Regions from separate parts of the Homo sapiens genome. Here region 2 is linked to region 1. Evidence: read pairs that join two places in POLR2A ChIA-PET (ENCODE). Cell type or tissue: Caco-2. All regions are shown on one strand. Each heading gives the region's core, and the rest is flanking DNA. Links, peaks and the distances in the headings are about the cores only. Region 1 holds the start of LOC124904016 (a long non-coding RNA gene). Region 2 holds the start of LOC105371796 (a long non-coding RNA gene).

Evidence for each region. Peaks named below come from ENCODE experiments on the same cell type or tissue, not always from the same donor. Only the 100,000 strongest peaks of a DNase experiment are listed, where the experiment ranks them.
Region 2: POLR2A ChIA-PET joins it to region 1 with 10 read pairs; 5 of 35 experiments call an interaction of 5 or more read pairs at or near these places.

What each region holds. Positions count from the first base shown.
Region 1 is chr17:45,419,554-45,431,245 of GRCh38, reverse strand. It overlaps ARHGAP27 (Rho GTPase activating protein 27), which reads left to right. Exons shown (of 20, transcript NM_001282290.2): 4 at 949-1,623. The coding sequence starts at 967. LOC124904016 (a long non-coding RNA gene) reads right to left here and starts at 2,683. Exons shown (of 2, transcript XR_007065825.1): 1 at 2,598-2,683; 2 at 1,897-2,317. RefSeq lists enhancers at 591-1,091, 1,092-1,592, 5,204-5,774, 6,519-7,023, 7,024-7,530. In Caco-2, for the core only: CTCF peaks have their summits at 3,025 (motif pointing left) and 5,281 (motif pointing right); DNase peaks (open chromatin) are centred at 3,005, 5,445 and 6,065; H3K4me3 peaks cover 1,907 bases.
Region 2 is chr17:45,366,055-45,377,746 of GRCh38, reverse strand. It overlaps LOC105371796 (a long non-coding RNA gene), which reads left to right and starts at 11,225. Exons shown (of 3, transcript XR_934786.3): 1 at 11,225-11,692. RefSeq lists enhancers at 3,278-3,849, 3,850-4,422, 5,081-5,730, 5,690-5,984, 5,731-6,379 and 2 more. In Caco-2, for the core only: no CTCF peak of the experiment used is centred there; a DNase peak (open chromatin) is centred at 5,836; H3K4me3 peaks cover 898 bases.

The DNA.
Region 1 (11,692 bases), core at 2,363-10,362:
ACACCCCGAAGCCCGGGCGGGAGCGGGGCTTATGACCACCACTCCGGAGAGCTTTGGGTGGCCCTGCTCTGGGACTCCGCACTTATAGTCACTGTCTCAGAGTGCATTCTCCAGGAGCCACTCGTGGGGACACTGTAGGGGTCACAGGGCAGGTGGACAGGCCACAGGGGCAGGGCCTTTCTCGGGGGGCGGCGTGAGAGCTGGAGAGCAGGGGGCGGTGCGGGCCGGGCTGGGCGGGCCGGGCTCGGGCTCACGTCTGCGGTGATGCAGCTGGGGAAGGAAAGAGAAACCGAGAGAACCGGTTCCCCTGCATTGGCAGCGGAGGCCTCTACAGCAAGGCCCTCGGACTAAGGGGGGCAGCGACAGCCCCCAGGTAGAGCTGTTCGCTCGGCCCCCTACAGAGCCCACATTCCAACTCTGACCAGGGGGTCGGGGCGCAAGCTGCTGGAGGGAGGCAGTGCTACGAGACCCTCTGCTGATTCTCTGCGGGCGGGAGGCTTCCAGGCGGGACAGAGCCGGGGAGCGGCAGTAAATGGGGTGTTCTTCCTACTTGACTGACGGAAAACTAAGGCGCAGTCAACTATTAAGCAAGCGTGGTGTCGACCTTAGAGCGGGCAATCACCCCTCGTTTTAAAGCCAAGGCTTCCCTCGCAGTCGATTTGGACCAAGACTACCCACAATCTCCCCACCGCAGGACTGAAGCAAGGGTCAAATCTTAGAATCAACCCCACAGAACGAAGGGCTGTCCTAATTCCAGCACTGAGTGTAAGAATGGAAGCCTTACATGTGATTTTATGCAAGTTCCCATTTTAGAGATGGGAAAACTGAGGCCCGAAGGCGAACGGCGAGTGCAGGATCGGGACTCGAACCCAAGTCTGTCCCCGAGTGCGGGGCTATTCCAGGCTCGGTGGTCTTGACCTCCGCGGCCCTCCTTCTTGTTGCCCGCAGGAAAACGCCGCGGCTGCGATGGCGGCGGACGTGGTGGGGGACGTGTACGTGCTGGTGGAGCACCCCTTCGAGTACACCGGCAAGGACGGGCGCCGCGTGGCCATCCGGCCGAATGAGCGCTACCGGCTGCTGCGGCGCAGCACCGAGCACTGGTGGCACGTGCGGCGTGAGCCCGGCGGCCGCCCCTTCTACCTGCCTGCGCAGTACGTGCGCGAGCTGCCCGCGCTGGGCAACCCTGCCGCCGCCGCGCCGCCAGGTCCCCACCCGAGCCCCGCGGCCCCTGAGCCGCTCGCCTACGACTACCGGTTTGTGAGCGCGGCGGCGACCGCGGGCCCCGACGGCGCCCCCGAGGAGTCCGGAGGCCGAGCCAGCTCCCTGTGCGGCCCTGCGCAACGCGGCGCCGCGACCCAGCGCAGCAGCCTGGCGCCCGGCCTGCCAGCCTGCCTGTACCTGCGGCCCGCGGCGCCCGTGCGGCCCGCGCAGTCCCTGAACGACCTGGCCTGCGCCGCCGTCTCGCCTCCCGCCGGCCTCCTAGGAAGCAGCGGCAGCTTCAAGGCCTGCAGCGTGGCGGGCTCCTGGGTGTGCCCGCGGCCTCTGGCGCGCAGCGACTCAGAGAACGTCTACGAGGTCATCCAGGACTTGCACGTCCCGCCGCCGGAGGAGAGCGCAGAGCAGGTACCTCCCCGGGCGCTGGGGCGCGGAGGCGGGTGGCGCGCTAGGGACCGCGCCCGCACGGAGCCGGGGCGCAAGGAGACCCGCTCCGCTCAGCGTCGGGCACGACGCCCACCTCTGTCCGAAGACTTCGGATGAGCTCCCTCTCCCCAACCGCGAAACGTGAGGGGTGCACGCCCGCAGTCCCTCATCAGCAATTCCCAAGCTCCAAAGCTCCCTGGAAGCCCAGAGGCTTTTCGTAATCCAATTGGTGGCAAAATTGCGCTTGAACTGATGTGAGGCTGCTGATGGTCTTTATTTATCGCACTTGTGTGAATATTCATGTTTCGCTGCAGAAATGCAAATGAGCTCGATGGTCGGCTGCTGCCCCAAGCCCTGCTGGGAGGTTATATAACCTACTGCAGGTGTGTGCCCCATATTATCTTTCCAAGTCCCAGCTGTTCTGTATTCCGAAGCGCATCTGGGCACGGAACGGGGGATTGCGGGCCTGCCCCGGCCCAACCGACTTGCCCGTCTCCCAGGAGTCTGGGGTCAGATGAGAGGGTGGATGTGAAAGTCAGGCGTCTGCTTCCCTTTGAGGGTGCTTCCAGCATTTCAGTTCCTTTTTTTAAAGAACTCTTGATGGGTTTGTTTCAGAAAGACGTCCGGTTAAGTGAGGTTGTTTTTTTCCCCCTCTTCAGAGTCCAGTTGTGTTCATCTGGGAAATCGAAAATAGAGCACGTTTTAAAAACAGGTCTTACATCCTCAGAACACTCTAGGCGACCCTGACATTTTGAACTTTAGGAACTTTTCAGAGAGGGGCAGCCCGAGGGGAAAAAAAGATGCTCAGAACCGTTCTGCCATCTGCCACCGGCCGTGTGATGATCTAGGGGCAGTTCTTTTCCTCTCTTAGGGTCTCGGTTTGTTCTTTAGCCCAAAGGGAGGGGTTGGACAGATGACCTCTGATCCTCGGGAGCCTCTGATTTCTTTCGCTGTACCTGATGTCATTACCATGAACACTGATGCCCACTATGTGCCAGGACTGAGTCCGGGATGCCCAGACGAAGGAGACACGCCTCCGTAGGCCCGCTGCTGGGTGTTCCCTCCGCCCGACTCGTTACAATGCAGAGCTCAGGTTTTGAGACTAGGGAAAGGGGAACTGGATTCTGCTGGGTCACCTGCCAGCTGCTGACAGCCACTTAACTTACACGCGAGGACGTTCCCCCAGGCCCAGCGTCCTCTGGTGTAAGCACAATACTTAAGGATTAGGGTTGTGAGCCTTAAACGAGGTAAGGCTTCGAAGCGCTTGACAGCAGCAGGGGGTCCACCCAGGCTGTCTGGGTAGTCCTGGTTTGGCTTCCCTGGGTCTCCGCCGCCTTCACTCAGGCTTCTGCAGCGGTAGCCCGCCGCCTTGTGGCCAGGGTGGGGAACGGCACCCGGCGGGCGGGGCTGGGCACTGCCACTCTGTCCTAGTGACGGTGGGAGGGTGCCTGCCCATCTGAGCAGAGCCCCTGGAGGTGGGGGAATGGCCTTGCTCTTTGAACCTCGCATCTGGCCCAGGGTCTGGCTCAAACAGAGTGCACAGAGAGTGTGTGTTGAGAAGCGCAGAGGTGCGGCAGCCCTTTACCTATGAGCCAGGGCTCTGTAGGTCTGCAAGGGCCAACACCCCAGGCCCCAGGACCAAAGAGGAAGGAGACTGCCCAGGTCCTGACATCTCCTGAGAAGACAGATCACCCCGGCTGCCAGGGCGCCTGCCAGGTGGCCCCTCTGCCCATCCTTCCTCCAGCTCCCAGCAGGTTCCCAGTTGCAGTGGCATATGGAGGGAGGGGCACCGATGATAGGGGTAGGGGACTTACCCAGGGGGGGAATCTAGGACATTGGCCAGAGACAGGCAGCTCTCTGGCCCCACTTGTGACCTCCACAAGTCGCTTTGCATCTCTGGTCCTGTTTCCTCCCCTGTGCGATGTGTGCAATAATACCACGTTCCCTGCCACAGAGCTTTATTCAAGAGGCAGCTGTGGGTCTCCCTGGTGCTCCACCCCCAACAAAGTCCAGGGTAGGGAGTTGGCCCTGCCCCCGCAAGGGAACCCCATCCCTGCTCTTAGTTGTCCCAGGCAGAGTTTCCCCACCATGATCCTCCAGGCCCATTCACTCCTTCATTAGGCATCAACTAGCTGAATACCTGCCAAGCCCTGGTGAGCCTTCGGATCTGGAGAGGACTGAGGCACAGCCACGATCCTGGGGGACTCACCCTCTTGGATAGGAGGCCAGCAAGAGAAGACATGGGGCCGGGGCTCAGAGTGGAGCATAGGGTTGAGAGTGGGTGCCCACCCGGGCAGGGCCTCGTGGGCCCTTGCCAGGAATGTGCACATTATCCTGCAGCCGCTGTGAGGCTTTTAGCAGAGACAGGAATGGGATTGAGAAAAAAATCCCTGTGGCCAGGGCTTCAAGAATGGCTGAAGCTCTTGGTGGTCTCGTGGGCATGTGTGGAAACAGAGGTTTGGGAGATGGATGGGCAGGGTCTGGGGGCCGAGGGAGGTGGGAGGGAAATCAGGTTGAGTTCTAGATTCCCAGCTGGCACTCGTGGGCAGACAGTGGTGCTGCTTCCTGACGGGGGGATGACTTGGGGAGGAGCAGAGTGGAAAAAAGATGGGGCCCACCTGGATTTAGGTGCCAAAGGGAAGAGAAGCATGAGAGTGCTGGCTCAGAGGCCAAGAAGTGTCCAGAAGAAGGACGCACAGGAAGGTCATGTGAGAGAAAGGCCGTATAACACTTACCCTAAGTGACCACTAGACGCTCAGCTGGTCAGGGGGCTGCTGAAGGCAGAGGGCAGTGGTCAGTAGTGAAGTGAGGGTGCGAATTGAGTGTGTGGACAACGGGCAGAAGGAGAGAGACACAGTGTGGCCAGAGGGGGTGTAGGGTCATGGATGGAACCGTCCCCAGGCTCAGGTGGGTGGGCAGGAGATGGGGAGGCTAAAGATGGGGAGAAGGTTGTTGCTGAGAAGGGATCTCAGAAGAAAGTGGGTGCAGAACAGAGGGGGCAGGATGTGGGGATGGCATGGCACGGGGGCACTGGGGAGTGTGTGGGGATGCCCTTCTGTCAGGCAGCAGCTCAGGGCTTAGGGCAGGCTACCAGACAGGGCCAGGGACCCCCAGAACAGAGGAGCTCCTGCCATGGATGGTGTTTTACAGCCTTGTCACTCCCCATGCACTCTAATCGCGCATATTGAGCACTTGGGGTGGGCTGGTCACTGTGCTGGACACTGGGGACAAAGTGTGGTAAGATGCAGTCCCAAAGGGGCTAACAGTCCTGTGGGCTCTTGCTGAAAGGCTTGTAACCCAGGGTTAAGCTCCCAGCAGCTTGGAAGGCAGGCGTAGGCACCTCCATTTGCCCTGAGTACAAACAGAGGTTCAGAGAGGTTTAGTGACACGACGAAGCTCACACGGCCAGGAAGTGGCTGTGTTCAGGACAGTTCCAGGCCCCCTGACCCCAAGCCCCACCCTGGCCAGCAGGTTCAGTTTCAGCCTGGTGGCCTTTAGGGTTGGCCACCCTGTTCCCCTCAACAAGAACAGTACAAGCTGAAGGCAGGCACATGCTCCTTCTTCTGAGCGTCCTGCGTGCCCAGCCCTGTTGTGGAAGAGTTGATGTCCCAGGAGGGACATCTCCTGTTCTTTTGCTGCCCAGGAGAGGGCAGAAGCAAACCCTTCTGAGAGGGGATAGAGGGAGACGGGGGAGGTAAGCAGGGATGACTCCTCCTCTCCCACAAAGAGGCCACTCAGGGAGCTCTGGGAAGCCAGGCCAAAGCCAGTGCAATAAAGGGGCCTCTGAGACTCTTCCCTTGGTCCTGACTCTGGGATTTCAGGGTGCGGTCACCATCCCCGCCCAGAGGTGGGAAGGCCCAGGCAGGTGGAGCTGGCCTGGAGCCCGCCCCTGCTGCTGGGGCATTGGCCGCTGGGAGGGAAGTTCCAGCCGGGCTGCTGCACCTTCTTATACAAGCAGCCCCGGAGGCGCCGCACATGAGCAGGCAGCCCCGACTGGAAGGAGCCCGGGGCCCTCATTCCTTCTCCTCCACTGGGAACTGAGTGAGTCCTCGCCCCTGGGGGACTAGGGGGTGGCCACAGCAGTTTCCCCAATCTCTCCCCTCCCTTTCCCGAATCCTAAAACCCATCTGGGGGCCCCTCCCCTCTGGATCCAGGCCCAGCACCCACTTCCTAGGACAAACTCCAAGGGCAGCCCGAGGCCACTGTGACTGAGAGAAAGGAACTGGCCTTGGGACAGACCCTCCTGTCCCCCTTCGGGGCCAGCTAGGGGGACTTTGGCAAGGGGTGTTGGTAACAGCAGGAAGCTGAGGCCAAGTTGAAGGGACTCTAGCTAGCCCCTTGCTCGTACTCCCTCCTCCGGCACCCCCCACCCCCAACCCCCAGGTGGGGCAGCCACCCTGGGGTGGCCCTGCTGGTTTCTTTACACCTGACCCAGTTCCCTCCCGGTGACTCACCTGCAGCCCCAGGCTGTCCCAGGAGCCCCTCTGCCTGCCTAGGACCTGACTTAGGAGACAGCAGCTTCTTGGATCTCCCTCCCACCCTCACCCCACATTGCTGTCCACCCAGAGATCTCCCTGCCCACCCCCCGCACCCCCTGGCTCTCCTGCAGGCCCCATGATCTCTTCAGGTCTCGCTGGAGCCTGTGCCTGGCTCTCACCTCTTAGTCCTTGGCTCCCTTCAGCGCCCAGGGGCCTGCGATGGGCCCCAGGACAAGCCCACCTGCCCCCTCACTTTCTTCCCAGGCCTCAGCAGTTGACCTCACTCTAGACCTGTTTTTTGTAATGTTTATTTCAATGGTTTTGCGGAGCAGGTGGTGTTTGGTTACGTGAATAAGTTCTTTAGTGGCTATTTCTGAGATTTTGGTGCACCCGTCACCCGACTGGTGTGCACTGTACCCAATGTGTAGTCTTTTATCCCTCACCCCCCTCCCACCCTTCCCCCACTCCCAAGTCCCCAAAATCCATTATATCATTCTTAGGCCTTTGCATCCTCATAGCTTAGCTCCCATAGACCTGTTTTCTCTGCCCTTCCTAGAGCTGACTGCGTCCAGTACAGGGAGGGGTGGGCATCAGTACTGAATGCCAGCCTGGATGGGTGGTCAGTGCCAGGCCCTGGGGAATGGGAAAGTCCATGATCGTGACCAGGGCGTAGCTGATGATCAGGGATGTGGTCGAGTCTCCATGCCTGAATGTTAGGGAGATTGGGAGCTGGATCTGTGCCGGGGAGTGAGAGGTCAGTGGCTGTTGGTTCATATTGAAGGGGAAACAGGGCTGCCAGGACTAGGGCTCTGGGGCACAGGCACAGAGGTGCTCTTGCTAAAATTTGGGAAGCTCTGTTTCCAGATTGCAGAAGGATTCTGGTGTTGAGGGAACTTCCAGAACTGTTGCCTGAGCCGGGTGAGGCCTGCAGGACCCTTCTGTCCAGCTGAGGCTGCTGTGGGTGCCCACCCTGCCTCCTTGCCCTCTCCTGGCTGGGGGTCCCCTGTGAGGCATGAAAGGAGGGGGGCAGGGGCCCCTGCCCAGGCCTCCATGTCTGTCTAGGGACTGGGCCAGAGAGAGGAAGCAGAGGTAGCAGAAGGGCCTGCCTGCAGAATCATCCCAGCCTCCCCCTTCCTTTCTCCTCCTTGGCCCAGTTAAATGTGTAAATTACTATTCCCTCCCTATAAAAATAGCTTAACTCCATTACAAATATTTGAATAATAGGAGGAAATCTCAATCGAATGACTGTGAGCATGTTGGTTTCTTCCCATTTATTCTGCCTTCTTATGCGTATCTCTTGGGCAGTTCCCGTAGAGACATCACAGTGTAATGACGATTGTGCCTTCTGCTTTTTCATTTACCATATTCACCTAGTCAGTGAATGTCAGCCGCTGTACTGGGGGCTAGGGAGCAATGAAAAATAAAGGATGGTTCCTGCCCTCAGGTAGCTTACTGTCCAGGAGAAATTGAACAGCAGATCCAGTTATGATATTGTATGGCATGGCAGTTATGGTATGGAAGATATGATATGATATGATATGTCTGCAGAGAGCTGTTGGGGGCATGTTGGAGGAGCTGCCCTCCCAGAATCTTGTTGGCAAGAGGGAAATCCAGGAGTGCTTCCTGGAGGAGGAAGGTGTTGGCAGAGTTGAATTCGAAAGGTTTCTACAGTTCCCGCTCATGAAACCCTCTGGACCGGGTGCCTTTTTCAGTGGCAGATTTTTTTTCTCATCAATGGTAATTAGTTTATTTAAGTTTCTACTCACCTTCTAGTTAATTTTGGCCATTTTATATTTTACTAGGAAAGCATTCATTTTCTCCAGATGTGTAAACTCTCCACTTTTAAAATTTATTATGAATTTCTTTGTGACCAAGTAAATGATTTTGCTAAGTTTTTCACAGACACATAAGAAAAATGCGTATTTTCTTTTTTTATTTTTATTTTAATTTTATTTTTTTGAGATGTCGCCCAGGCTGGAGTGCAGTGGCGTGGTCTCGGCTCACCGCAACCTCCACCTCCTGGGTTCAAGTGATTCTCCTGCCTCAGCCTCCTGAGTAGCTGGGATTACAGGTGTGCGCCACCACACCGGGCTAATTTTTGTATTTTTAGTACAGAGGTGATTTTGCCATGTTGGCCAGGCTGGTCTGCAACTCCTGACCTCAAGTGATCCACCCACCTCAGCCTCCCAAAGTGCTGGGATTACAGGTGTGAGCCACCACGCCTGGCCGGAAAAATGCATATTTTCTATTTAAGGGATATAAGGTACTATCTGCATCAAATCATGTTTATTGATTGTATTATTCAAACTTTCATTTCCTTTGTATCCTTTGCTTGGGGGCAGGGGTCTTTTACTCTAATTCTGATAGAGATGTGTTATGTTAAACCTTCCTCTCACATTTTCTCTATAAAGCTCTTCTGGGGCTTTTCCTAGTTTTTGCTTTTTATATTTAACTACGACGCTGTCAGGAGGATGCAGATTTCGAGCGTTCTTTCGTTACAAATTGTGCTTTTCTATCATTACGTGGTGTCCCTCTTTATCCTATTCTAGTGCTTAACCTTAAATTTCACCCTTCTATTGTTTATATGACCACTCCTTATTTTACTTTATCTTTTTTTTGTACTTGCTTAGCATTCTTTTATTTCCTACTATTATCATTTTTTGAAACTACTAATTTCTTGTATATGTCACATCACTGTTTTGTTTTGTTTGAGATAGGGTCTCCCTCTGTTGCCCAGGTTGGAGTGCAGTGGTGTGATCATGGCTCTCTGCAGCCTCAGCCTCCCTGGCTGAGGCAATTCTCCTGCCTCAGCACCTTGAGAACGTGGGACCACATGGCCCACGTGCCACCATGCCCAGCTAATTTTTTTTTTTTTTGGTATTTTTTGTAGTGATGGGGTTTCTTCGTGTTGCCCGCCACCACTGTATTTTTATTATTTTCATGGATTTTTGTTTGTTTTTTGAGATGGAGTCTCGCTGTGTCACTCAGGCTGGTGTGCAGTGGTGCGATCTTGGCTCACTGCAACCTCCGCCTGCCAGATTCAACTGATTCTCCTGCCCCAACCTCCTGATTAACTGGGATTACAGGCACACGCCACCACATCCAACTAATTTTTGTATTTTTAGTAGAGATAGGGTTTCACCACATTGGTCAGGCTGGTCTCAAACTCCTGACCTCAAGTGATCCACCTGCCTCACCCTCCCAAAGTGCTGGGATTACAGGTATGAGGCACTGCACCCAGCCTATCACTGTATTTTTAAACCCAAGCTGACTCTTTGTCTTTTAGTGGGAGAATTCAATCTGTTCACATTTCATTTAACAATTGATCTACTGTACTTGATTTGATTACCTTTGGCTTATTTTACATTTATTGGTTTATCTTGCAGTTTTTTTCCCTCTGATCTGGTTATCGATTTCCTTTTTCTTCCTGTTACACTTTCCATTTCATTATTGGCAGCTGTCCCTTCTCTGGGGTTCCTAATCAAACACATATTCTTTAGCACATGCCTCGATGGGGATTCTTTTCTCAGCACCCTCATTTGGAGCTTACAGAACCTGTCACTCTGTAGACTCCGGTCTTTTCTCAGCTTAGGAACATCTATTTGTTGCTTGATTTGATTATTGTTTCTTTATTTTTTATTTTTTTGAGACAGGGTCTACTGTGCCACCCAGGCTGGAGTGCTATGGCACGATCACGGCTCACTGCAGCCTCGACCTCCTGGGTTCAAGTGATCCTCCCACCTCAGTCTCCTGAGAAGCTGGGAATACAGGCGCACGCCACCGTGCCCAGCTAATTTTGTTTGTATTTTATGGAGAGACAAGGTTTCACCTTGTTGCCCAGGCTGGTCTTAAATTTCTGGGCTCAAGCAATCTGCCTGCCTTGGCCTCCCAAAGTTCTGGGATTACAGGCATGAGCCACTGCGCCCGGACTGTTGCTCGATTATTGTTTCTTTTACCTTTTCTTTCCTTTGCATGTGAGCGCTCCCAACTGGGTCCCCCCCAGTTTATCTTTGGTCTCTTTATTTCATTCTTGTTGTACTTTTGCTCTGAGGTTTGATGTTTCTTCTTGACCTTCCAGGCTGCAAATTTGAATCTCAAGAGTGAATTTCTTCTCCTTCAACTAGTACAATGACATATTTTAAGTTCTAAAAATCAGTCTTTTTTTTTTTTTTTTTTGAGATGGAGTCTTGCTCTGTCGCCCAGGCTGGAGTGCAGTGGCATGATCTCGGCTCACTGCAAGCTCCGCTTCCCGGGTTCACGCCATTCTGCCTCAGCCTCCTGAGTAGCTGGGACTACAGGCGCCCCCCAACATGCCCGGCTAATTTTTTGTATTTTTAGTAGAGACGGGGTTTCACCGTGTTAGCCAGGATGGTCTCAATCTCCTGACCTCATGATCCGCCTGCCTCATCCTCCCAAAGTGCTGGGATTACAGGCGTGAGCCACTGCGCCCGGCCAAAATCAGTCCTTTTTTAAAACTCTGCTTGATTTGAGTCTCCTTAAGAGTTTGTATTCAAATTGTAATTGCATTCTCCAGCCCCTCTATTTTGCCAATAGCCTTGAATTTATTTTACTAGATAGTATTTTTACAGGTTTTTTTTTAAATCAAAGCAATATTTTAAAGTCTATAGTAAAAATGTCACATGTACACTGTTTCCCTGCTCTGTTCTCCATCAACTCAAAAGTCACCACTTTCATTCATTCTTTCTTCATTCTTCCAAAGTTTCTGAGTACAAACTAGTATAATTATGTATCTGATTACTTAATTTTCTCTCTCAAGCAACACCGTCCTATGTGTAAAACAAGGTAAAAAACAAAACAAAACAAAACAAAAACCTTGTTTACTTTTTATTTCTTTGACAATGTATCTTGGAGATTGTACCTAGAGAGGTTCTGTCTCCTTCCCTACAACTACAAATAATCCATTTTACCAGTCTCCTGTTGACAGGCATTTGGAATATTTCCCATTTTTTGCTGTTACAACAATGTCATAATGAATACTGTTATATATGTACAGGTAGAAGTAGGAAAAATTGCAGAAGTGGGATTTTGGGGTCAAAAGATAAATATTAGATATTTGATGAGTATGTCCCATGAGGCATATACCAATGTGCCCTCACCAACACAAATTAGTGTCTGGTCCCCAAAGCCTTGCCAACTGACTGTTGTCAAACTTTTGTTTTCTGCCAACCTGACCATAAAATGTATTATCTTAAGGTACTTTAAATTTGCATTTCTCTTTCCAGTAAGATTATCTTTTCATATATTTAAGGGCTGTTTGTTCCCCCCCTTTTTTTTCTGTGAATGGTCTATTTATATCCTTTGCCTGTTTCTGTATTGGGTTGTTGGGCTTTTTTCTTATTGAGTTCTAGTAGCTTTTTCTATACTAGGGAAAATAATCCTTTGTCTATTATTACATGAGTTGTAATTCCCTCCCCCACCCTGAGTTGTCTTTTGACTCTGCTAATAGCATTATTTTGCCACACAAGTTTTCTTAAAATATACTTATGTAGTCCAATGTATCACTCATTTATTTTATGGCTTTTATATTTTGCATCTTTGTTACAAAGTCATAT
Region 2 (11,692 bases), core at 2,135-10,134, 53 kb after region 1:
GGTGGGAGTGGACAGCTGGGTGCAGTGGAGAAAGTAATGTCTGGAGGCGAGGAGGTCAGGATGCAGACGAGGCACCGTGTGGATGTTAGAGTCATTTTGAATGAGGCTGGGTGGACCACAGGCAGTGAGCCAGGAGCTAAAGGTGCCCCAGTGAGGGGGAGTGGCTGGGAGGTGGGGGGCACCAGCACTGGCAGGGGCATGGGTGGTTGGTGTGTTCAGAGGAACCGAGGGGCTGGGCGAGGTGGCTTACACCTGTAATCCAGGCACTTTGAGAGGCGGAGGTGGAAAGATCCCTTGAGGCAGAAGTTGAAGACCAGCCTTAGCAACATAGTAAGAACCCCGTCTCTACACATGGTTTAAAAATTAGCTGTAGCCGGGCGTGGTGGCTCCCGCCTGTAATCCCAGCACTTTGGGAGGCTGAGGCGGGCGGATCACGAGATTAGGAGATCAGGACCATCCTGGCTAACACGGTGAAACCCTGTCTCTACTAAGAATACAAAAATTAGCCAGGCATGGTGACACACGCCTGTAGTCCCAGCTACTCGGGAGGCTGAGGCAGGAGAATCGCTTGAATCCGGGAGGTGGAGGTTGCAGTGAGCCAAGATTGTACCATTGCACGCCAGCCTGGGCGACACGGCGAGACTCCACCTCAAGAAAAAAATTAGGTGAGTCTGGTGGCATGTGCCTGTAGTCCTAGCTATGCAGGAGGCTGAGGTAGGAGGATTGCTTGAGCCCAGGAGTTCAAGGCTGCAGTGAGCTTTGATCACCCCACTGCACTCCAGCCTGGGTGACAGAACAAGACCCTGCCTCTAAAAAAAAAAAAAAAAAAAAAGCAGCAGCAGCCAAGGGTTGAAGGAAGAAGGGTTTGGAATTGGCCTACCTCCACGTCCTGGCAACGAGGTGCTTCCTCTGAACAGGGCTGCTGGGACGCTTCCCCCCAGGGCCAGGAGTGAGAGGTGGGGGTAAGATAAGGATGTGGGGATGGTGGGAGGATAACACTGGAGGGAGGGAGGGTCCCAAGGAGGGTGCAAAGTTAACTAGCTGTTAGCAGAGGCTAGCTTTTCTAGGACGGCCTTTAACCCCTAAACTGCTCAAATTGAGTTTTGCCTAGGTCTTTCCAGGCCAACAACACTAGTCTCCCCCAGTTCACTCCCTTCCTCTACACTCTGGGGCAGAGCCAGGTGTAAACAGCTGAAAGGCACAGGGGGCAGGCCCCATCCCTTCAGCCCTGCTCCTTTGTAGATAATCTCTGCAGGCACCAGAGAGGTGCCACCTAACGGCACAGAAACTGCTCTTCAACCGTCAGGAGGGTTGGGGGAGCCTGGGGCTCTGTATTAGCCACCAGGACCCCCTCATTCTCTGCTCTGTTTGAAGAGAAAGCAGGTGCCTCCCAGAGGGCCACCGCTACCTTGTCTGTGTGTGCAGGTGGGGCCTGTTTAACGTCAGCATTTCCTTTGTCCTGATAGGCTCAGCATGAGATTCCTACCTTCTGGGCAGGAAATGGGAAGACATTGGCTGTGTGATCCATCGTCTTGGCTTTTTCTTTTTCTTTTCCTTTCCTGTCCTTTCTTTCCTTCCTTTCTTTCTTTCTTTCATCAGGTGATCTCAATGGACGCTCTGAACAACTCATTGTCCATTCTCCAGCGCTGGGCAGGAGGGGGGATAGACCCTGGGATAAAGGGGATGAAGCCTGGTCCTGAAACTCCAGGATTTCAACAAGTGATCAGTGGGCCAGAGCTGGAATTGGAGTACAAACAGGGAGGGAGTATGGGATCTCTAAGGAAGCTCACAGGTTTTGTGTCTTCATGGAGTCTGGGCCAGGGGCAACAGGAAGCCTGGATTTGTCTTTCCAGATGGAGGGACTCGCCTAGTGGCCCTGTGACAACTGAGAAAGGCAACACTCCCAGCAATCCCCATCTGAGCATTAGCAACGTATTAGGTCACCCTTTCCAGTGACCTCACCACACCCCTGATGGGTAGGCAGTGCCACAGCTTCCATTTCACAGAGGAGAGAGCAGTGCCCAGTCTACAGCTGGTTTTGGCCCCACAGTAGTGGGCACGTTATGCATCCATTCACTTATGCATTCAAGGAATGTTTATTAAGCACCTATTATGTGCTAGGCACTGTTGTAGGCATTGAGGATGCAGCAGATTACAATGCAAAGAAACCTCCCTGCCTTCATGGAGCTCACACTCTAATGGGGGGGGATAGGGGAGAGAGCTAAATAGTAAAAAGAGCTGACGTGGTTTAACATCACAGACCACCAGGCGCAGTGGCTCTCGCCTGTAATCCCAGCACTTTGGGAGGCTGAGGCAAGAGGATCACTTGAGTTCAGAAGTTCAAGACCAGCCTGGGTAACATAGTGAGACACCCCCCAATCTCTACAAAAAAAATTTAAAAAATTAGCTGGATATGGTTACATACACCTGTAGTCCCAGCAACTCCAGAGGCTGAGATGGGAGGATCGCTTGAGCCCAGGAGTTCCAGGCTGCAGTGAGCTGTGATCCTGCTACTGCACTCTAGCCTGGGTAACAGAACAAGACCCTGTCTCAAAATAAATATAAATAGGCCAGGCACAGTGGCTCACCCCTATAACCCCAGCACTTTGGGAGGCCAAGGTGGGCAGATCACTTGAAGTCAGGAGTTCAAGGCCAGCCTGGCCAAAGTAGCAAAACCCCATCTCTCAAAAGTACAAAAATTAGCCAGTCGTGGTGGTGCACACCTGTAATCCCAGCTACTCAGGAGGCTGAGGCAGGAGAATTGCTTGAACCCAGGAGGCAGGGGTTGCAGTGAGCCGAGATCGTACCACTGCACTCCAGCCTGGGCAACAGAGCGAGACTGTCTCAAAAAACAAAAACGAAAACAACAACAAAAAGAAAAATCAATCAATAAATAATATAAATGAATAAATAAATAAATGTCTTCCTAAAATGAAATATCTAAAGATACTGACTAAAATAGAAATACAACTCCCATGTAACTGCCAAATCCACAAAATAAATAAATAAGATGACTCCACAAATGCTGACCGCCCTGAGGGAGTCTGAGGGCTTATAAAAAGCAAAGGGTTTGGGATTGAAGAGCCAGAGAGACCCAGGAGAAAAGGTCTTGTGCCGGCTTTGAGGAGAAAAGACACAGACTTCAGTTTCTTTTCTTTTTTTTTTTTTTTTTTGAGACGAAGTCTCACTGTTACCCAGGCTGGAGTAGAATGGCGTGATCTTGGCTCACTGCAATCTCCGCCTCCCAGGTTCAAGTGATTCTCCTACCTCAGCCTCCCAAGTAGCTGGGATTACAGGCACACGCTACCACACCCAGCTGGTTTTTGTATTTTTAGTTGAGATGGGGTTTCGACATGTTGGCCAGGCTGGTCTCAAACTCCTGACCTCAAGTGATCTGCCCGCCTCGGCCTCCCAAAGTGCTGGGATTACAGGAGTGAGCACTGTGCCTGGCCAGACTTCAGTTCTTGACGGGAGGAGTGCCAGATAATTTGCAGACATTTAGAACTGCCAAACAGCTAGGAGTGGTGGCATCAGAAGGTGAACGTGGGGTGTCTGATGACAAAGTCTACACACTAGGACTCCACACGCTGCCAGGCTGCAGGGAAAGAGAGGAGAGGGTCTCTGCTAAGGCGGTGGATGTGTGGATGGGGATGGAACAGAGAGGAGACATGCTGGGAAGGTCAAAGTGTTGTCCTATCTGGCATGGACACCCCAGCTTGCGCAGGCAGAGGCTGGGGAACTGCTGGGTTGGAAGGGGGGCTCTATGGGCTGGAGAGGTACATGCTCAGGAGGCCCCTTCTCCCCTGCTGGGGGCCTGGATCAGTCCCTGGGGCCAGGGAGAAGGGAGAAGGAGGGTCCTGCATTCAGTGAGCCGGGCGGGGTTTTGCAAGGAGCTGGCAAGAGAGCACTGGGGATGCCGCTGCCCAGATTGTAGCCACCACAGCCCTTGGGAAGTGAAACTTGTTCAAGGCCAGCTTTCTCATTCGTTTGAGGTTGACGTTCAGTGGCTCTCCTGTTCAGGGAGGCAGACAGAGGCCTGGTGGCCCCAGCCCAGGGCCTGAAACACACTGAAACTTGCGTGGGGGATGTGGGAGAAAGGAGGCCTCCCAGATGACCCCCGCTCCCAGTGGGGATTCCCAGCTGGGTAAGGGGAGGGCTGTGAACTCCCAGGTCCTGAATTCACTGGGTCCTTCTCCTCTAACACCATACCCAGGGGGTAGGGGTGGGGGTGGGGCAGGGACTCTGGACTGGCTTTTGGTAGCCGCTGCACCAGGAAAGATTTTTGTGACTTTCATAGGTCACTTCCCTCCTGAGTACTCAGTTTTCTCATCCACCAAATGTCAGGTCAGGTGATCTTGAAGGTCCTCTGCTCTCCCAGCATCACCAGAAAGATTATTCACCTCAAGCTCTTTCTCTTAGCTCCCAAAAGCAGTCGGCTGGCCGGACGAATGCCCAGGAGGTGTTCTTAAAGATGAGGGTAGGGTCAGCCCGGATCCACCATGACCTGTCTGGGCCTCACCGCAGCTAGACCTACCACCTCCCAACTTGCTCCATTCACTAGCGAAATGGGGAGAGAATGTGGGTGGCTTGGGGTGGGCTGAGGCCTCCTTCATTTTTTTTTTTTTTTTTTTTTTGAGACGGAGTCTCACTCTGTCGCCCAGGCTGGAGTGCAATGTCACAGTCTTGGCTCACTGGAACCTCTGCCTCCCAGGTTCAAGTGATTCTCCTGTCTCAGCCTCCAGAGTAGCTGGGATTACAGGCACGCACCACCATACCCGGCTAATTTTTGTATTTTTAGTAGAGACGGAGTTTCACCATGTTGGCCAGGCTGGTCTCAAACTCCTGACCTCAAGTGATCCTCCCGCCTTGGCCTCCCAAAATGTTGGGATTACAAGCGTGAGCCACCACGCCTGGCTGGGGGTATCATTATTATGCCCCTTTATGGATGCGGGAACTGAGGCACAGAAGGGCTAGGTAACCTACCCAAGGTCACACAGCTGAAAAGTGGCCAAACCAAGGCTAGGGCCTGGGGAGCTGGAGCCCTGAGTCTGGGCTTAGTCACTTGAGATTTCTTGTCTCCCAACAACTGCCTGTAAGTGGTAGGCATTGGCTCTGTGACCCAGGAGGGGAAAGGTCGTTTGCCAAGAAGGATGATGTCTTTGGCTGTAGTGGACAAGGAGAGCTTCCCAGAGGAAGGACAGGAGAGGGAGTGGGACAGACAGGGTAGGCAGAGCCTTGTGTGCAGCCCCGTGAGGAAGACAGGAACTCGGGCTTAGACCCACTGGCTTGTTTCCGGCTGTGACTTGACCTCTCTGAGCCCGGGCTGCTCTGTAAAATGGGTATAACACAGACCCACAGTTTCTTACTTAAAACCTTGGGGCCAGATGTGCTTTGGAATTCAGAATTCTTTAGATTTTAGAAACAATTTGGTGCGTGTATAGAATGGCACCCTCAGGGTACCTGGGACCGCATTCTTGTAATCAAACATGTACTTTTTTTTTCTTTTTCTTTTTTTTTCCATCAGCAAACATGTAAGTATTCACGTGCAGCCAGATAAGTGAAACTGCAACTTAATCTCAGGTTGGTTCAGGTCAGATTTCGCCATCCTGTAAGCTCGGTTTTCAGGCATTTGGGGAATCTGGAATTGAGGAGAGGAGAACGTGGTTCCTTAGGAGATCAGGCCTGAGAATCCCCGCACAGAGAGAGAGGGCGCTTCCTCCGCAGGCTTCCCTGCCTGCTGGGGGCCAGGGAGGAGACCAGCTTGTTGGAAGCGGAGACGTCTAAGGAGTTTCCAAATAGGAAAACCAGCGGCTGCAGGCCTCAGGACGTGGCCGGGCGAGCCGCAGCCTCATCCCGCGAGCGGGCGTTCCTGAGCTGCCTGCACCGTGAGTCACCCGGACGGCCGCGGGCAGCGCGCAGGAATGCGGCCTCGCCAATCGGCGGGGAGCGGGTGGGCGGCGGGCAGGCGAGGGCACCTCCGGGCTGAGCCGCTGCGCGTGACTCAGCAGGGACCCCCTGCGCGGGCGAGCCGGCTGCTGCCCTGCGGGGGACCCACCCGCTGGGACCTTGGTAGGGGATATGGGAAGAAACTGTACACCTTCCATTTGTATTTATTTGTATTTCTTCCTTTTACGTTTAAATTTATTTTCAAATAGGTAGTACCTTCATATGCTTTAAAAATGTAAAGCGGCCGGGAGCGGTGCCTCACACGCCTGTAACCCCGGCACGCTGGGAGGCTGAGGCAGGAGGATTGCCTGAGACCAGGAGTTGGAGGGCAGTCTGGGCGACAGAGGGAGACCCCCCGTCTCGACAAATAAAATAAAATAAAGATATAAAGATCTGGAAGAGATATTTGTACACCCATGTTCATAGCAGCATTATTCACATTGGCCAAAAGGTGGAAGCAACCCAAATATCTATGGAGAGATGAATGGATAAACAAAATGTGGCCCACGCATATATTATTCAGCCTTAAAAGGGAAGGCGCTTCTGTCACATGCTACAACATGGGTGAACCTTGAGGACATTGTGCTCCGTGAAATCAGCTTGTCACAGAAATACGAATACTGTGTGATTCCACTATATGAGGTGTCTGGAGCAGGCTTCTTCACAGAGAAACGGGGGTGCCAGGAACCTAGGGAGAGGGGAAGTGGAGTTCTTTTACGGGTACAGAGTTTCAGTTTCGCAAGATGAAAAGAGCTCTGGAAATGGATGGTGGTGATGGTTGTACCAAAAGGCGAATGTACTTAGCACCACTCAACTGTACACTTAAAAAATAGCTAAGATGGTAAACTTTGTTATGTGTGTTTTACCAAAATTAAAAAGAAAAAATTTAAAGGTACAAAAGTCACTCTCCCAGTCCTGGCCTGCAAGCCATCCACTTCCTTCACCCAAAACACCTAGTCTCACCAGTTTTCGTGTATCCTTCCAGAGCGTCTGTGCAAATCCATATAGGCATGTGTAAGTATAAACATATAAATATAAATCTGCATAATAGTCTATATATACACACCTGTTCCTCTTTAAAAAAAAACAGTGGGGCTGGGCACGGTGGCTCACACCTGTAATCCCAGCACTTTGGGAGGCCGAGGCAGGCAGATCACTTGAGGTCAGGAGTTCGAGACCAGCCTGGCCAACATGGCGAAACCCTGTCTCTACTAAAAAATACAAAAAAATTAGCTGGGCGTGGTGGCAGGTGCCTGTAGTCCCAGCTATTCAGGAGGCTGAGGCAGGAGAATGGCATGAACCCGGGAGGCGGAGCTTGCAGTGAGCAGATAGCGCCACTGCACTCCAGCATGGGTGACAGAGTAAGACTCTGTCTCACAAAAAAAAAAAAGAAAAAGAAAAAGAAAAATTAGCCGGGCGTGGTGGCAGGCACCGATAATACCAGCTACTCCGGAGGCTGAGGCAGGAGAATCGCTTGAACTGGGAGGTGGAGGTTGCAGTGAGCCGAGATTGTGCCACTTCACTCCAGCCTGGGCAAAAGAGCGAAACTCCATCACAAAAAAAACAAAAACAAACAAACAAAAAAAACACCAAAAAAAAAAAAAAAACCAATGGTAGCGTATTCTGTGCTTTGTTTTTCCATTTAAAAATACACCTTGGAGGCCAAGCGTGGTGGCTCACACCTGTAATCCTAACACTTTGGAAGGCCGAAACAGGTGGATCACCTGAGGTCAGGAGTTCGAGACCAGCCTGACAAACATGTTGAAACCCCGTCTCTACTAAAAATACAAAAGTTAGCTGGGCATGGTGGCAGATGCCTGTAATCCCAGCTACTGGGGAGGCTAAGGCAGGATAATCGCTTCTTGAACCTGGGAGGCAGAGGTTGCAGTAAGCAGAGTTCATGCCACTGCACTCCAGCCTGGGTGACAGAGCAACACTCTGTCTCAAAAAGAAAAAAAAAATCTTGGAGACCTTTCTAAACCAGTACCTAACAAGCTTCCTCATTTTTTTTTTAACAACTTCATTGAGATATGATATAATTTACATAAAACACATCCATTGTAAATGTACTATTCAACAGTTTTTTTTTAAATGTATAGAGTTGGGCAGCTATCACCACAAGCCAGTTTTATAACATTGCCATCATCCCCCAAAGTCCTGTTGGATCCATCTGCAGTGAATCCTCACAGCCATCCCAGCTCCAGCAATGACAGATTTGCTTTCTCTACAGATTTGTGTTTTCTGGAAATTTCATATAAATGGAAGCACACAATATGTGGTCTTTTGTGTCTAGCTTCTTTTACTGAGCATAATATTTTTGAAGTTCATCTATGTCGTAGCTCATTTAAGAAGTTTGTTCCTTTTTTGCTTTTTGTTTTTTGTTTTTTTGATACCGAGTCTCACTCTGTCGCCAAGGCTGGAGTGCAGTGGTGCGATCTCGGCTCACTGTAACCTCCACCTCCCAGGTTCAATCGATTCTTGTGCCTCAGCCTCCTGAGTAGTTGGGACGACAGGCGTGCGCCACCACTCCCGGCTAATTTTTGTATTTTTAGTAGAGATGGTGTTTCACCATGTTGGCCAGGCTAGTCTCAAACTCCTGGCCTCAGGTGATTCACCTGCCTCGACCTCCCGAAGTGCTGAGATTACGAATGTGAGCCACTGCGCTCGGCCAGTTTGTTCCTTTTTATTGCTGAGTAGTATTACACTGAATGGATATTTCACATTTTGTTTATCCAGTTACCAGCTTTTGCATATTTGGATGATTTACAGGGTTTTTAAAATGTACAATGCTGCTATGAGCATTCAGGTCTTTGTGTGGCCACATTTTTACTTCTCTTGGGTAGTTTCTGTTTAACTTTTTAAGCAACTGCCAAGCTGTTTTCCAAAGTGGCTGCATCATGTTACATTCCCAACAGCAATGTATGAGGCTTCCACTTTCTCTACATTCTCCACCACACTTGTTATTATTATCTGTCTTTTTGATTATAGCCATCCTGGTGGGTTTGAAATGGTATCTCATTGTGGTTTTAATTTGCATTTTTCAAATAACAAATTGAAATTGAACATTTTTGTGTGCTTATTAACCATTCTTTTTTATTATTGTTAGGAGAGAGAGGGTTTTCCTCTGTCACCCAGGCTGGAGTGCAGTGGCACAATCATAGCTCACTGCAGCCTTGAGCTTCTGAGCCCAAAAGATCCTCCTGCCTCAGCCTCCTGAGTAGCTGGGACTATAGATACACACCACTATATCGGCTAATTTTTTTTTTTTTTTGTAGAGATGGGGTTTTGCTATGTTGACCAGGCTGGTCTCAAACTCCTGGCCTCAAGCAATCCTCCTGCCTCGGCTCCTGAAGTGCTGGGATTACAGGCATGTGTCACAATATCCTGAGCCATGCCAGCCCATATATTTTCTTTGAAAAAAATGTCTATTAGAGTCTTTCATCTTTTTTTTTTTTTTGCAGCGGGAGTTTTGTGGTGGCGGTGGGGGAGTCTTGCTCTGTTGCCCAGGCTGGAGGGTAGTGGCACAACCTTGACTCACCACAACCTCTGCCACCTGGGTTCAAGCGATTCTCCTGCATCAGCCTCCTAAGTAGCTGGGATTACAGGCGCCTGCCAGCACACCTGGCTAGTTTTTGTAATTTTAGTAGAGATGGGGTTTCACCATGTTGCCCAGGCTGGTCTCAAACTCCTAGCCTCAAGCAATCCACTTGTCTCGGCCTCCCAAAGTGCTGGGATTACAGACATGAGCCACCACGCCTGGGTTGTTTTGTCCATCTTTACATTTAGTTGTTTGTCTTCTTATTATCGAGTTATAAGACATCATTTTAAAAAATAGGTCAGTCATAGTTGATTGTATGCATGGGACGTCATTTGTTTAACTTGTTTCCTATTGATATCTCTTAAAATTTTCGTTTTATACGTATTTTTATAATAGGCATAATATATTAATGCAATAGTTTATGTTCCTGACATAAATAAGCAAATACAATTGGAATACATCCTCAAGTTAGTTTGCTGAGAGGGATCATTAAGGCCTGGTGACCCCTGACCTGAGCCTTCCTCCCCCTCCCCCCTCTCCCCGCCTGCCCCACCCCGTCCATCAGGCCCTTTCTAGCAATCTCAAGGTTTGTAGAAACCTTGTTAAAAGCCCTCTTTCCTGGCAGCCTCTGACCTCCAAAAAGTCTGATTGGGATCCCCTAACTGATGAGGGAGGCTGAGGCTGAGGGAGTCCACCCAGGGTAACATCGGCACGGTCTGAATCACAGGGCTTTCTGGAATGACCCAGAGGCCACCCCTTCCTTAATTTGGGAAGCTCCAGGCTAGAGGACATGATGAGTGTTCATGCTGAGGTTCTCCTGAGTCCAGCAGCGTGAGGCGAGCTCAGAGCCCAGGAGTGTGGTTCGGGATGGTGCTGCCCTCAGCCCCCATGCTGCGTCCTGACCCCCCGCCCATCCATCTGCCCAGCCTGTCAATGTGGACTCACACACACCTGGTGTCACCTCAGAGCAATCCAAAGTAAAAGACCCTGCTGGTCCATGTCTCCCCTCCTGGTGGTTCCTTCATCTCCATTATCTTCTTCTTCATCATCCTCATTGTCACCACGTACTGCAGACATGTCCCATGCCTGTAAGTGACTTCTGGGATACTGTTTAATCCTCCAACAAATCCTACGAGCTGGAGCTTATTAGTTCTCTATTGCAGAAGAGAAAACTGAGGCTCCGGGAGGCTATGGGACTTCTCTGTCCCATCTTAGCAACAGAGGTGGAATCCACAGTCCACACCTTTGACTGGGACATGGCCCTACCCACCCTTCAGGGGCTGAGAACTGGCGCAGACTCAGCCTTCAGCTGATTTTCACCTGATTCTTAGCAGACGTCTTGGAAAAACCTCCTGGTGACATAATAAGAGCAGTGTGGCTCCAGGGTCGGGGAGGAATTTAGGGGGTGAGAATTGGGGGTGCCCCCCCTTGCCCTGAGCCAGGGCAGCTGCAGAGAAAGTACTATTCAGGGCAGGGCAGGAATGGACCCTGGAGAGCCTGAGGGTCCCACAGGGAGAGCACGCTGTCTACCCCCAGCACAGCCCCCGCCTCTCCTGGGGCTCAGCAGGCAGAGGGGAGAGGGCAGGTTCAGCCCAGAGAAGAGGGACTGTCACAGGTACCAAGCTTGTCTACTTTGGCAGGAGAAAGCTAAGGTCTGTAATCACACTTTCTGTTTTCACTTTTCTTCCATTTCTGAGTAAGCATTTCTATTGGAAAACTCCAGACTTGTCTGAGCTCAACGAAAGGAAAAGGGATCTGTGGGCACCCAGAGCAGGCCAGGGGTGGGGGTGGGGAGCCGGGCCCCTGAGTGGGTAGTATGCGTTTCCAGGGGCTCAGATCTGATGATCCCATCCTTGGCTCCACAAATTCAATCCATGCCCCTTAGCTTGGCATTCGAGGCCTTTCCTTCATCTGGCTTCAGCCCCTGCTTCTCTCTGGCTTACATCCAGGTTTCTGCTCACATTGTTCCCTATGCCCACAATGCCCTTTCCTCCCATCCTAAGAGATCCAATGCCCAAACTCTGGTCATCCTTCAAGGCCCAGCCCAGATGCCTCCTCCTCCATGAAGCCTTCCTTGACCCCCTCAGCTGGACATGACATCTCCCTCTTCTGAATTCCCACAGCCCTTGGTTCATACTTCTCTGAGGGCGTATTCCATTCTCCCACCAGCAGCAGACCTTGGTTGTGACCCTACCCAGCATCCTTCCT